Regions from separate parts of the Homo sapiens genome. Here region 2 is linked to region 1. The links are chromatin loops, found by intact Hi-C in ENCODE. Cell type or tissue: Caco-2. All regions are shown on one strand.

What was found. A loop is a pair of places that touch in the nucleus more often than their neighbours do. Peaks named below come from ENCODE experiments on the same cell type or tissue, not always from the same donor. Only the 100,000 strongest peaks of a DNase experiment are listed, where the experiment ranks them.
Region 2: a loop joins it to region 1, with 20 times the contacts of the local background. A loop is called at or near these places in 8 of 110 quality-filtered maps.

The regions. Positions count from the first base shown.
Region 1 is chr7:112,894,351-112,902,350 of GRCh38, forward strand. SAMTOR (S-adenosylmethionine sensor upstream of mTORC1) reads right to left here. Exons shown (of 5, transcript NM_152556.3): 3 at 1,219-1,389. Among named protein-coding and RNA genes, the nearest start is that of SAMTOR, 42 kb to the right of the region's middle. RefSeq lists enhancers at 4,270-4,369, 4,550-4,599. In Caco-2, a CTCF peak has its summit at 4,511 (motif pointing left); a DNase peak (open chromatin) is centred at 4,511.
Region 2 is chr7:112,662,470-112,670,469 of GRCh38, forward strand. The region is part of intron 5 of LOC101928012 (a long non-coding RNA gene); the gene reads left to right. Among named protein-coding and RNA genes, the nearest start is that of LINC03076, 48 kb to the left of the region's middle. In Caco-2, no CTCF peak of the experiment used is centred here; a DNase peak (open chromatin) is centred at 3,442.

The sequences.
Region 1 (8,000 bases):
AACATCAAAGATCACTGATCACAGATCACCAAAACAGACATCATAATAATGAAAAAGTTTGAAATATTGTGAGAATTACTAAAATGTGACAGTGTATTAGTGCGTTTTCATGCTGCTGATAAAGACATCTCTGAGCCTGGGTAATTTATAAAGAAAAAGAGGTTTAATGGACTCACAGCTCCATGTTGCTGGGGAGGCCTCACAATCATGATGGAAGGCGAAAGGCATATCTTACTTACATGGTGGCAGGCAAGAGAGAATGAGAGCCAAGCTAAAGGGGAAACTCCTTATAAAACCATCAGATCTCGTGAGACTTACTCACTACCACGAGAACAGTATGGGGGAAACCGCCCCCATGATTCAATTATTTCCCACAGGGTCCTTCCCACAACACATGAGAATTATTGGAGCTACAACTCAAGATGAGATTTGGGTGGGGACACAATTAAACCATATCACAGAGCCACAGTGAGTACATGCTATTGGGAAAATGGTGCCAATCGACTTGCTTGACTCAGGGTTGCCACAAACCTTCAATTTGTAAAAAATGTAATATCTGTGAAGTACAATAAAGCAAGCGCAATAAATAAGTTATGCCTGTACTAATAATTAATTGGATTATAATAGTCATGTACTTATAAAATTTATGCCTATATGCATATAATCTTACTAGCAGGCAGATTTTCTTACCAACAATAAAACAATGGTAATTGGTTCTATTAATAACCTTTCATTATTTTTCCTTATTTGTAAATTCTTAGTGGATAGCCACTTTAATTGTATTTTGCTGTTTTGATTCTTTGTTTTGATAATTACATAAGAATTACATATTGTTATATAATTACATATTACATTGTACATTATAACTATATAATACTATTATATAACAATTATATGTTATATACACACATATAGCCATAACATATATGTAATATATATAATTATGTAACAATGTATAATTATATAATCGTATTTAATGAACCATTCTTTCTCATTTTCAGTTAGAACAACACATGCTACAGAACCACTAGTTTTCCAGATAGCTCTTACAATTTTCTGCTAGTTTTTAATCTAATAATATTACCTATCTGCATTTCTCAGTCTATCATGTAACTACTGGAGGAGCAAGTAAACTGCTCACTGTTTAGTATGAACCACTGCATTATTTCACATTAATACAGTTATCCAGGATAATCAAAGTAGAAAAAGTATACTTACTCAGTTATAAATTCAGGGTTTGTAAAGCTGAGGTTGGTTAAATGACCTTCAAGTTGAGAAGACTCATGCATATTTAAGGCTGGAGTGGTCTTAGTGGCAAGTACAGCTCTTTTTTCATCTTTCTCAAGTGCTTTTCTCTTCCCACCATTTTGGAAATATTCTCTGCATACACTACAAGTAAAAATAAAGTTGTATTTTAACATACTGTGTACGACTACAAAATAAGACGGAAAAAATTGGCTTTTATTAATCAAGATGGGAAACTTTCAAATTTAAGATTTCTGCTTTGAAAATGTCAAACTGAGATAAATTTGAGCACCTTGTAGCACTTTCAAATTTTTAAAAATTACTATACAATAAAGAATGATCACAAATTATGTTTAGTAAATAAAAAATATGTTTTTTCAGGATTACAGATGTGTTTGTATATACTTTACTGAACTTCTCTCGACTAAAACTTCTCCAGCAAAGCTTACATAACTCTACTATGCAGTGACAACATCCAGAAGGAATAGTAGTTGCAGTTAATTTTGAGCTGGCTTTACTAGTAGTAGACAGATAACCCAACAGCTGTTCTTGAGGTCCCTCTGGGTTTATGATAACAAAGTCAGGGTGAGTGTGCGTGCACGCGCGCACGCGCGTGTGTGTGTTTGTATGTATGTGTATATATATGTGTATATATGTATATATGGAGAGCGAGCGAGCTCATTTTTCTTCTTATTTGCACTTAATTTACTACATATAGCTCATACTTTACACAAAGCTATTTTATCATTCTCCACAGACATTGCTTGGTGAAGTTCCAAAAATACATGGCAAGAGAAGAATTGAAGAGCAAAGAATTCATGCAAAACTGGTTTCAGCAAGTACAACTATGGTCCAAGGGAACTATGCCCATTTCTCCTTCATGCTTACAGGATCCCATTAGTTCAACTTCAGTTTTTCTTAGTTCCTATTACTAAGACTTCTTTAACTTATACTATGTAGATTTAGTTTTAACTCTATACGCAGAAGTTGAAACTTATTCAGCATGAATTAAACATTTATTAAGTACGCATCATGTGTAGAGGTGCATAATGATGGCCAAATTGCAGAAGGCATAGTTGTTACCCTCAAGAAGCTACTGTTACCTCAGTAAAGGACACAAATAATTACTATATATAACAATAAAAAACATGATTGATAAACAGATAAACAAAGATAGTTATTTCTATAAATAAAGTACCTAACCCAATCTAAAATCAGCAATATAAATGGATTTTAGAAAGATAAGTAGGAATAAACCAGGAAAGTAAAGTAGAGTGGAAACTTTCTAGGCAGAAAGGACAGCATAAGCAAAGACATGAAAGAGAAAAGCAGAATGAGTCTTCAGAGATGTACCTCAGTTCAAGATACATGAAGTTTAAAGTACTGGGCAGAAGATGAGTGGACCTATTCACAAATGAAAAAACCCTGAGCCTAGTGCACACATAAAGAGGAAGGAGAGCCAAGGTATGCAAGCTTCAAATCACACAAGATCCACAGGCCAATTTTAAAATGCAGTCTTTACAAATCTAATCTAATGACAGAGAGCAGTTTAGAGGTTGCCTGGGATAGGGTGTGGGGACGAGTGCAAAGGGGTACAAGGGAGCTTTCTGGAGAAAAATGTTCTATATCTTGATAGTGGTGGTGGTTACATAAGTGTAAACAACTGTAAATACCCACTAACTGTACACTAGATGGGTGCATTTTATTGTATATAAATTATACCTCAGTAAAGCTGATAAAAATGTAGACTTTATCAACTTGAAATTAATACTAAAAAGCTTGCTTATGTTTCTATCAGGTAGAACCATATAAAACTGGTGATATTCAAAAGTTCTTGAGCTACAAAAATTGCAATTTTATGTGGTCTAACCTAACAGCTACTAAGGCAGTAAAATACTTAAAGGGCTAAAATTCTAGGTTCTCATAGAATAATGACAATCATCTAAATTCCAATATCCCCATATACCCTCAAAAAACATACAGATCAATAAAGAGAGCAAATAAAAGCACTTACCATTTATACCTATGGCATAACAAGGAAATAAAAAATAACACTTCATTTTACTTGTTATTGAAAAAATAAAAATCTGAAACCGAGTTGGCTTTGGAGGCCACTCAAAGTACAGAGTCAGATGACGACTGCATAAAAGAGAGAAATGTATGAAAAGGTGGCCAAACAGAATCTTCCAGCAATCACCCCCTAGACCTGCAAGAATATCAAATTGAGTAACTATCCATGCAAAAAAGCACCTTCATAAGAACTAAGTCAGTTAAGAGATCACAGTTCCTACAAGAAAAGATGCATTGAAGATGATAGGAACTCCATAGACAGTCTTGAACTGTCTATACCATCCTCTCCCAAGCCCCGGCAGTACACCCCAGAGAGATAATCTTTGTGCTTTGCAGAGGGAGTGTGAAATAACTACGGGACTTTGCACTGGAACTCCATGTTGCCCTGTCACAGTGGAACACAGCACTGGGCAGAAATCTACTGGTGCCCACAGGGGGCATTTAGACCATCCTTGAACAGACAGAAAGAAGTCTGCTGCCCTAGTGGGAGGAATCTTAGTCCTAGTCTGCTTTGCTACTGGCTGAATAAAGTGGCCCTGGGCTCCCAATAAATGTCAGTGGCAGCCAGACCATGGCAACTGTAGTCTTTGGGTGAGCCCCAGTGCTGTGCTGGTCTCAGCAGAGGCTGTGAGCCCAGGGTACTACAACCAAGTGTGACACCAGCTGTGGTGGCCATGGGAATGCCTCCATCACCCCTCCCCTCATTCTAGGCAGTACAGTGTAGAGACTTCTTCCACTTGGGGCAAGGAGAGGAAGAGTATAGGAGACTTTGCCTTGCAACCCAGGTACCAGCCCAGCCACAGTAAAACAAAGCACCAGGCAGAATCCTAAAGCCCCTGATTCCAGGCTGTTGTTCCCACATGGCACTTCTAGACCCACCCTGGGACAGAAGGGAATCCTCTGCCCTGGGGGGATGGACCCCAAGTCCCTGCAGGATTCATTACCTGCTGACTAAAGTGGCCTTGGACCTTCAGTAAACATCAATGACAGTTCAAATATGACCCAGCATGAGGCCAGCTGTGGTGGCCACAAGAGTGTCTGTGTCACTTCTTCCCCAACTCTGGTCAGACCAGCATAAACAGACACTCATTCCACCTGGGGGAAGAAGAGGGATTTTGCCTGGGAACCCAGCAACTTCTCCCTTATCTTCAAGTCCATTAGGGCTGGGAATTCAGCAATCTGCAGAAGTTGCAGTGTACCTGGGCTTAGAGTGCCCTCTAGTGCTGAAATGGTTACAGTGACCACAGGCTTAGGTAATACTTTAGATAAACTCTGAATGCTTAGAAGGCCCTCTGAAAAAGGATGGATACTAACAAGTCCAGATTACAAAGACTGGAATAAATATCTAACTCTTCTATGCCCAGACACTGAAAAACATCCACAAGCATCAAGAACAGTCAGGAAAATGTGACCTCACCAAACAGACTAAATGAGGCACCAGTGACCAATCCTGGAGTAGTACAGATATATGACTTCTCAGGGAATTCCAAATAGCTTTTTGAGGAATCTCAATGAACTTCAAAAAAACAGAGAAGGAATTCATAAATCTTTCAGGGAAATTTAACAAAGAGATTAAAATAATTTAAAGAATCCAACAAAAATCCTGGAGCTGAAATATTCAATTAATGAACAAAAATATGTATTACTATCTAAACAGAATTGATCAAGCAGAAGAAAGAATTAGCTTAAAGACAGGCTATTTCAAAATACAGAATCAGGGGAGAAAAAGAAAAAAGGAGTGAAAAAGAAAGAAGAATGCTTACAAGTCTGGAAAATAGCCTCAAAAGGGCAAATCTAAGAGTTATTGGCCTTAAAGAGGAAGTACAGAGACTGGGGTAGAACGTTTATTCAAAGGAATAATAACAGTTTTCCAAACCTAGAGAAAGATACAAATATGCAGTTATAAGATCAAAGAACACCAAGCAGCTTCACCCCAAATAAGACTACCTTCAAGGCATAAAATCAAACTCTTATAGGTTAAGGACAAAGAAAGAATCCTAAAAGCAGTAAGAGAAAAGAAACAGGTAACAAATGAAGGAACTCCAATACATCTGGCAGCACACTTCTCAGTGGAAACCTTACAGGCCAAGAGGGAATGAGATGACATATTCAATGTGCTGAAGGAAAAAAAAAAAAAAAGGAAACAACTTTCAACTGAGAATACTGTACCCCGCAAAGCTATTCTTCAAACACAAAGGAGAAATATGTAGATAAACAAAGATGAAGGACTTCACACCAGACCTACCTTACCAGAAATGCTAAAGAGAATTTTTCAACTTGAAAGAAAAGGATGCTAACACACAATAAGAAATCATCTGAAAGTATAATATAAAACTCACTGGTAAAGGTACATACATAGTTAAATTCAGAATACTCTAAAACTGTAATTGTAGTGCATAAACTATTCATATATTCAGAGGAAAAAACCCAATGGGATAAATTTATTATATCTGTACATATATATATATATAAACAGATATCTAAGAAGAGATTTGTAATAAGGAATTGGCTTATGTGATTATGCAGACTGAAATGTCCCACAATCTGCTATGCCTAAGCTGTAAAACCAGGAAAGCTCCAATCCAAGTCCAAAGGCTTGAGAACTATTTTATAAGTTCTGGTCCAAGTACAAAAAGGCTTGAGAACCATTTTATAAGTTGTAGTCTAAGTTCAAAGGCCTAAGAACCAGAAGTGTCAATGGTGTAGGTTCCAGCTAGATGGAAGGCCTCAAAAGAGGCCTACTCACCCACAATAGAGAGGGCAATCTGCTTTACTCAGTCTACAGATTCAAATATCAATCTCATTTGGAAACACCCTCGCAGACACACCCAGAAATAATGTTCGGCCAAATATCTGCGTACCTTTTGAATCAGTAAAGTTGTGAATAATATTCCATAATACCTAAAATTAACATAGGCAACACAATATTGACAGAAAAACAAACTGAAGGACTACTACCAACTTCAAGACTTACTATAAAGCTACAGTAATCAAGACAGTGTGGTAATGGTGAAAGAAAAGACAAATACATCAATGGAACACAATAGAGAGTGCAAAAATATACCTACAAAAATATGGTCAACAGATCTTTGAAAAAGGAGCAAAGGCAATACAATGGAGAAAAAAGAAAATTTTTTCAACAAGTCATGCTAGAACTAGACATCCACATGCAAAAAAAGAAAAAAAGTAAATCTAGATATAGACCTTACACCTTTGACAAAAATTATCTTGAAATGCATCATAAATGCAAAATGCAAAACTATAAACTGTCTAAAAGGTAACATAGGAGAAAACCTAGATGGCATTGGGTATGGTGATGACTTTTTAGACATGACACCAAAGGCATGATCTGTAAAAGAAAAAATTGATAAGCTGAACGTCACTAAATTAAAATTTTTTGCTTTGTGAAAGACATTGTCAAGAGAATGAAAAGAAAAGCCACAGACACTGAGAAAATATTTGCAAATCATACATATCAGGGGTCCCCAACCCCCAGTACTGGTCCGTGACCTGTTAGGAACTGGGCTGCACAGCAGGAGGTAAGTGGCAGGTGAGTGAGTGAAGCTTCGTCTGTATTTACAGCTGTTCCCCATTGCTCGCATTACTGCCTAAGCTTTGCACCTTGTCAGATCAGTGACAGCACTAGATTCTCATAGAAGCACGAACCCTTATTGTGAAATGTGCATGTGAGGGATCTAGGCTGCACGCTCCTTATGAGAATCTAAAGCCTGATGATCTGTCACTGTATCCCATATAACCCCCAGATGGGACTGGCTAATTGCAGGAAAACAAGCTCAGGGCTCTCACTGATTCTACATTATGATGAGTTGTACAATTATTTCATTATATATTACAATGTACTAATAATAGAAATAAAGTGCACAATAAATGTAATGCACTTGAATCACCCCGAAACCACCTGCTTCCACTCCAGTCAATGGAAAAATTGTCTTCCACAAAACCAGTCCCTAGTGCCAAAAAAGTTGAGGACTGCTGACATATACAATGAAGAACTGTTATCTAAAATATAGAAAGAACTCTTAAAACTCTGTAAGAATGCAAATAAATTTAAAAACCAGGTAAAAGACCTGAACAGACATCTCATCAAAGAAGATACACAGAGTGGAAGCAACAAGAATGCTTATCAAGTGCTGATGAGAATGCAAAATGTTACACTTTTTACAGCAGCTTTATTCATAATTATCAAAACTTGGAAGCAACCAAGATACCCTTCCATAGGTGGATGGATAAACTGTGATACATCTAGACAACAGAGTATTATTCAGCAGTATAAAGAAATGAGATATCAAGCCATAAAAAGACACAGAAGAACCTTAAATGCTAATTACTAAGTAAAAGAAGCCAATCAGAAAAAGCTACAAACTTTATAATTCCAACTATATGACATTCTGGAAAAGGCAATCTATGAAGTCAGTAAAAAAGGTGGTGGTTGCAGGCCGGGCGTGGTGGCTCATGCCTGTAATCCCAGCACTTTGGGAGGCCGAGGTGGGTGGATCACCTGAGGTCAGGAGTTTGAGACCAGCCTGACCTACATGGAGAAATCCGTGTCTACTAAATATACAAAATTAGCCAGGCATGGTGGCGCATGCCTGTAATCCCAGCTACTTGGGAGGCTGAGGCAGGAAAATTGCTTGAACCGGGAGGCGGAGGCTGCAGTGGACGGA
Region 2 (8,000 bases), 230 kb before region 1:
CAAGCCAGTGGATCTTAGCCTGCTGGGCTCTGTCGGGGTGGGACCCAACGAGCCAGACCACTTGACTCCCTGGCTTCAGCCCCCTTTCCAGGGGAGTGAACAGTTCTGTCTCACTGGTGTTCTGGGCAACACTGGGGTATGAAAAAAAAAAAAAAAAAACTTCTGTGGCTAGCTCAGTGTCCACCCAAATGACCACCCTGTTTTGTGCTGGAAACCCAGGGCCCTGGTGGTGTAGGCATGGGAAGGAATCTCCTGGCCTGTGGGTTGTAAAGACCATGGGGAAAGCACAGTATCTGGGCCGGAGTGCAAGGTACAGTCCCTAATGGCTTCCCTTGGCTGGTAGAGGGAGTTCCCTGACCCCTTGTGCTTACTGGGTAAGGCAATACCCCACCCTGCTTCAGCTCACCCTCCTTGGGCTGCCCCCACTGTCCAACCAGTCCCAATGAGATGAACTGGGTAACTCAGTTGGAAATGCAGAAATCACCCACCTTCTGCATCAATCTCACTGGGAGGTGCAGACCAGAGCTGTTCCTATTCAGCCATCTTGCCAGCAATCCTTGCTGAAATTTTTTTCATATGATTGTTGGCCACATGTATGTCTTCTTTTGAAAAGTGTCTGTTCATGTCCTTTGCCCATTTTTTAATGGGGTTGTTTGTTTCTTATAAATTTGGTTAAGTTTCTTATAGATGCTGGATATTAGACCTTTGTCAAATTTTTGCATAGTTTGCATTCTGTAGGTTGTCTGTTCACTCTGTTGATAGTTTCCTTGCTGTGCAGAAGCTCTTTCATTTAATTAGATCCCATTTGTCAATTTTTGCTTCTGTTGCAATTACTTTTGGTATCTTCATCATGAAGTCTTTGCCAATTCCTATGTCCTGAATGGTGTTGCCTAGGTTGTCTTCCAGGGTTTTTATAATTTTGTTAACCCAGTAATCTTAATCCTACAGCAATGAAAAAGTTTATTTGTTAAGTTTACATTTTTGGTAAATTTCAAAATACATCCAACTTTGAGTTTCACTTTGAGAATACCTTCAGAAATTATGATTCTGTGAATTTTAAACTTTAATCAGTATTTCAAAATATTTATTTGATGGCTTTATGACCATGGGACTTAACACTCTTCACCAAATTTGTGAGTTAGAGTTGCAGTAATCCCTCCCAACTGATTAAGGCAGAGAACCTTAATGCAGAAAGTGGTGTGGAACCTCTCTCTGAAGCTCAGGCTCAGAAATATTTGTTTGCCTTCAGCTGAGAGTGCTTTAGGCTTGGAATTTGAATCAAACTTAGTGCCAAGTCTTATGAAGTGAAAGGTCACCTAGTTAATGGAATGGTTTTAATAAAATGAGAATAGCTTTTTGTTATATAAAAAGAAAGTAAGCAAGTTCCAAAATGGAAGACTGAATAGTTATTCTAATAAGAAAATCAGACTTAGAAACATAGCAAAGTTATTCATTACTTTCTTGAATAAAAATTTATTTTGTGCCACTTACCTCTGTTTTAATTTTTACATTGGAGTACATTTCTTATATTTGTATTAATTTTTTAATTACAGTAGGTATTGCTGGGTCATCTCACTCAGAATGTGAAAAATAGAGTATGAATACTGAAGCTCTATTGCTATTAGAACTGGAGATAAACTGTGTGTGCATTGATAATTAAAACTCACCTTTCAATATTTATTATTTTAAAAACAAATTTTCAAGCCAGACATACCATTAATTCAAAGTCACAACTAACAAAGTCATCCAAGATTAGCCATTTGTATCACAAAACTGAAAATGCTTCTCAATTCTGTAGAGTATGGATGTTCATTATTGAGTTTATGGATTACTATGGTTAATTTAAACAATAGGAACCATCTGTGTGAAGATTTACACTAAAGCTAAATTAAAGATTGAGGAGCAAGCAAGTTAATTGTACACATAAACAAATATGCTTATTATAATTTATATTTGGGTGAGCTGATACTGATTGCTTCAATGTTTTCAATGTTTGGATGCCAACTGCCTCCATTTTTTTCACTTCCATTTTATATAAAAACTTTAAATCAGCCTTTTAGTCAAATTAGTCTATTGAAAATCTTCTGAGAAATCTGATCATTTTCTAATTGCTAGTGCCAATAATTTTTTTAATATATTTAAATCAAAGTTTAACATACATGTAGAAAAAAATGCACAAATTATAACTGCACAGCTCAATGTATTCTCTTTCTTAAAGGCAAGCACTATCTTAACTTTATGGTTTAGTTTTGCCTGATTTTTGAGCATCCTATAAGTATAATCACATAGTACTTCTGTATGTGTGTGTGTGTTGGCTTTGCTCTACCCAATATTTTTGAAATTCTTCTATGTTGTTAGGTGTAGCTATTTGTTTTAGTTTTTGTAGTGTATTCCACTATAGAACATACCATAATTTATCTGTTTTACTGCTGATGGATATTTGTGTTTATAGCTAGGTTTGGGCTCTTATGAATAATGATGCTTCTATGAACACTTTTGTGCACATATTTCTATTAAGTTGTATATTCACGAGTGGATTATTTTATCATAGGATGAATATTCTTGACTTTTGTAGATAACACCAACAAGTTTCTCCAAATGGTGGTAACGATTTATGCTTCCATCAGTGATGTAGTCTAGTGATCTAATTCTTCAAATATAGTATTTCAAGTTTTGAATTTTAGCTAAATAGGCGATACTGATATTGCATCTTTATTTGCACTTCCTTGATTACTAATGAAATTCATTACTTTTCACAAAGCTGATGTTTATTTGGATTTTCTATTTTGTGCAGTGCTGGTTCAAGGCTTTTGCTCATTATTTTAAAAACAGATTATTTTTTCTTATTAATTTGTTCTTATATATGTAAAATATCTCCTCCCAGTCTGTGGCTGTTTGTGTGTGTGTGTGTGTGTGTGTGTGTGTGTTTTAACTGTCTTAACTGTGTCATTTGAGGAACATAAGTTTTAGATTTTAAAAAAGTCAAATTCATCAGTTTTTTTTTAATTGTTGGTACTTTTTCTGTGTCCTGTTGCAGAAATTTGTTTCTCATCCTGAAGGCATGAGAATATTTCTTTTATTGTCTTCTAGATGTTTATTAATTTTCCTTTTATAAATCACATTTGAACATTGTGAGAGTTAGAGAACAAGCCAAACAAGGCTTGTAGGAGCATTAACCCATAAAAGTGGAGGATCTTTAAGTTCCACATAAAGTCAAAGACTCAAAACAGTTTTTACTTTAACCAGAAATTATAACATATCTTCCAAGATTCAGGAAAAATAAAGTAGAAATAGCATTTTTAGAAACAACAGGAGGTAGAGTTCTGCCTGTCATCAGTGTGCTTTGTGACTTTCCACTTAATTGGATTGCAGAACTCCTGAGTGTGCTCAAGAGTGAATTGCTTTGGAATGGGAGGACTGCAAGCCCAGCTTCCCTGAAGACTGCCACTGGGGAGCAGCAGATTTCACACAGGGGAAAGCCTTTGAACTTCTTGCAGGAAAGACAGTATATCTCAGTTAAGAGATATATGTTTGGAGAAAATCATAGTCCTTGTTTTTTCCCATGCAGATGGATTTTTATCTGAATTCTGATGTGTTTGTCACCAAACAGAAAATAAAACATGAGACATTAACTAAAAGACAAAAGTTTGAAAGGAAATAAGCTTCACAATTACTCAAGATGGAATCCATTCTACAATTTTTTTTCCTACAACATCTGTTTTACATTTCCCGATTAGCAATACTTTCATGAGAATTTAACAGATGAAATGAAAGTATATAGAATTAGTCCATTTTCACACTGCTGATAGAGACATACCTGAAACTGGGCAATTTACAAAAGAAAGAGATTTAATTGGACTCATAGTTCCACATGGCTGGGGAGGCCTCAATCATGGTGGAAGGTAAGGAGGAACAAGTCACATCTTACGTGGATGGCAGCAGGCAGAAAGGGCTTGTGCAGGGAAATTCCCATTTTTAAAACCATCAGATCTTGTGAGACTCCTTCACTATCATGAGAACAGCACAGGAAAGACCCACTCCCATGATTCAGTCATCTCCCACTGGGTCCCTCCACAACATGTGGGAATTATGGGAGCTACGAGATGAGATTTGGGTGGGGACCCAGAGCCAAACCATATCATATATGTAGATATGAAGATAAATATTCTGGTTCCACTTACCCTTGTAAATTAGGTTTTCAAAGTAGTTCTGATACTCTTAAAGAAGTTAATGATAATTAGAGTAGATTCCCTGAACTGAGTCTTGAATGGGTTCAATGTTTGTCATTTGAAAGGACTTGAGTAAAGAAATTACAGAAATGTGAATGACATTGATTGGTCTAGGTTCTTATTGGGTGGAGGATGGTGGAAAAGTTTTCAAATTTACATAAGGCCTGATTTGGAGTGTGTTGAAAACTAAGCAGAGAGGTTTGGGTTTGATGCATCAGAAAATACTGAAAACTTTTGGAGAAATTTAAAAGTGCTGAAAAGCAATATTTAAGAAAGGTGGCCAGATGTGGTGGCCCACACCTGTAATCCCAGCACTTTGGGAGGCCAAGGTGGATGGATCACCTGAGGTTGGAAGTTTGAGACCAGCCTGACCAACATGGCGAAACCCCGTCTGTTCTAAAAATACAAAATTAGCTGGGTGTGGTGGCTGTTGCCTGTAATCCCAGCTGCTTGGGAGGCTGAGGCAGGAGAATCACTTGAAACTGGGAGGCAGAGGTTGCACTGAGCCGAGATTGTGCCATTGCACTCTAGCCTGGGTGAAAAGAGTGAGACTGTCTCAAAAAAAAAAAGAGAAGAAAGGCTAACTGTGCAGTGATAAACAGAAGGAAATGAAATGGCAAGATCCTATGATGACAGGCCTGCTGAGGAGGCTTCCAAGGAGAAGAGGTGGTCAAATAGAGTAGAGAGTCACTCCCGTCCGTGAGAAGAGACCACCAAACAGGCTTTGTGTGAGCACCAAGGCTGTTTATTTCACCTGGGTACAGGCGGGCTGAGTCCTAAAAGAGAGTCAGCGAAGGGAGATAGGGGTGGGGCCATTTTATAGGATTTGGGTAGGTAAAGGAAAATTAGTCAAAGGGGGTTGTTCTTTGGTAGGCAGGAGTGGGGGTCACAAGGTGCTCAGTTGGGGAGCTTTTGAGCCAGGATGAGCCAGGGTAAGGAATTTCACAAGGTAATGTCATCAGTTAAGGCAGGAAAAGGCCATTTTCACTTCTTTTGTGATTCTTCAGTTACTTCAGGCTATCTGGATGTATATGTGCAGGTCACAGGGGATATGATGGCTTAGCTTGGGCTCAGAGGCCTGACAGAGAGCACCTTTCCAATCAGAAAAGCCTGGTGGTAACACTACCTTTATCATCTAGCCTCTCTGAGCCTACTTCTTATATAAATCAGGAATCTTTTGCTGGCAAGTAATTGAATTCCAACTCAATCTAGATTTAACAAAAGAAGAAATTTCTTGGATAATTACTGGATTGGCCTCACAAAGCTGAACAACCAAGGTTTGGGAAAACATGAACCCAGACAGCTGGGGGAACTCAAGAAATTGAACTAGAGATATAAAACCTGCCAGAATTCTCTTTTCTTCTCTAAGGAAGTTGGGGAAGGTTTCACAATGGGGTAAGGGATGTGACTATTCATAACTTTGTGCTCACCTCTTCTTGCTTCATTGCCAAGGAGAAAAGGGCTCTTTCTACAATTGAAGTCTTTACTTTTTTTTTTTTTTTTTTTGAGACGGAGTCTCGCTCTGTCGCCAGGCTGGAGTGCAGTGGCGCGATCTTGGCCCACTGCAACCTCCGACTCCCTGATTCAAGCGAATCTCATGCCTCAGCCTCCCGAGTAGCTGGGATTACAGGCACATGCCACCATGCCTGGCTAATTTTTGTATTTTTAGTAGAGACGGGGTTTCACCTGGCCAGGATGGTCTTGATCTCCTGACCTCATGATCCACCTGCCTCAGCCTACCAAAGTGCTGGGATTACAGGCGTGAGCCACCGCGCCCAACCGAAGTCCTTAAGTTTTGAGAAAAGCCTAACTTATAAGCTTAGGCAAGTTTCTTAAATCTCTGTGCCTCTGTCTCCTCTTCTGATAAATGGGAAAAACAATAGGACTTACATCATAGGGTTGTTGTAAGGAGTAAATGACTTAAAATATTTAAAGTGTTTGGAATAGTTGCCAGCACAAAGCTGTTGTTGTTATTGCATGATTGATTGTTGTTGTCTCACCCCGGGACATCTCTGTGGCCAGAGGTTGACCTAAATATGTCTGGGAGCAGGAATGAGAGCACTGTCATTGGCATCACAGGAATGGGGCAGAGCAGGAGCCCCAAAAGAGGATGTGGGAAAGGAAGGTGTGTCAGCCAAACAGAAACAGCTTTCCACTGTTTTCCTCATCCATAAAATAGCTTTACTATTAAGTTAAGTGTGATTGTGAGAATAATGATGTATGTGAAGTGCCTGTCATGTGGCAGGCCTTCAAGATATAATAGTTACTTAATCTACACATGACAAAACCACAGCCTGGGCTGGTTACAGTAATGGGCATTAATGAAATTATTATTTTGAAGGAAAATCAGAAGGATCTAGATTGGTTTGTGGATTGTATTGATGGTGGCCAGGGGCTGTGACTTTGGATGTTTTCCTATTAGGCTCTGCCTTGTAACAGAGAGCAGTCATACTTACATATATTCACATTAAAAGCATGTCTTGTTATTTCCTCCTATGGCCCTGGGAGTGGGAGTGTTCCTCAGGAAGAGGTGCATCCTGCAGTGTCTCTAGCTGGGTGGTATTTGGTCCATGCTACAGTCTAAGCAGCCTGAAGGGTGCCAGGATCCTGGGTTATACTTCTTTCAGTCAGAGGCTGTGGCCTCTTTAGTAACTGTCTCAGCAGACATATAAGTGTCCACAGCTGGCCAAAGAGAATACTGCTATCCCAAACCCATAATGGGAGAGGGTGTCCTTTTTTTGTGAGGCTAACAGGAGTATTGTGGTTCTTACCAGTTGCTACCAGATGACTCAGTTATTCTACTCTTTGCCTCATCTCAATATCCATGTTATTCAAAATCCAAACCAACACTTACATCATCATATTACATTGTGATGATTAATTCTATAGGCCAACTTGATTGGGTCTTGAGTGTCATGGGCTGCTGGCTAACCATTATTTCTCATCCTCATGTGCCTCTGAGGATGTTTCTGGAAAAAATTCCCATTTGAATGGGCAGACTGAGTAAAGCACATGACCCTCCCCAGCATGAGTGGGTATCATCCAGTCCATTGAGGGCCTGAATAGAACAAAAAGGCCAAGGAAGGTTTAATTAACTCTGACGGACTGCTTGATCTGGGACATCAGTCTTCCTCTGTTGGTGCTCCTGGCTCTCAAGTCTTTAGACCCAGACTGGAATCTATACTATTGGCTCTCAGGCTCTCAGACCTTGGAACTACATCACCAGCTTTCCTGGGCCTCTAGCTTGTAGATTGCAGATTGTGAACCTTCTCAGACTCCATAATGCCTGAGCAACAACTTAATAAATTCCATCATATATATATATATATGCATTATCTCCCATTGGTTCAATTTCTCTGGAGAACCCTGACCAATACATACAGTTCATAAATTTTGGCATCTAGTCTTCTACTAGTTAAATTGGTAATCTAATGATCATCTTTTTAAAAAATCCATGATATGATACATTGAGAATGGAAATCCAGGCCCAAGAGAGAGAATCCCAGACCTTCTTCAGCCTCAGAAATAAAAGATAGGCTTTTAAGGCCTCAGCTGAGAGACATGAAAATATTTTTTCATTTTAAATCCTTTAGAATGTATAAGGTAGAATACTCAAACCCTCAGTGATCCTTTGTCTGTGATGTGCTCGGGATGAGCAAGAAAAACTGCACTGCGAATCCTAGCAAGCTTTTAACTGTGGCATTGCTCTGAAAAAAATTACGTGAAAGGAGTTTTATAAGCATTTGATTGACATCGATTCTCACAGGAAAG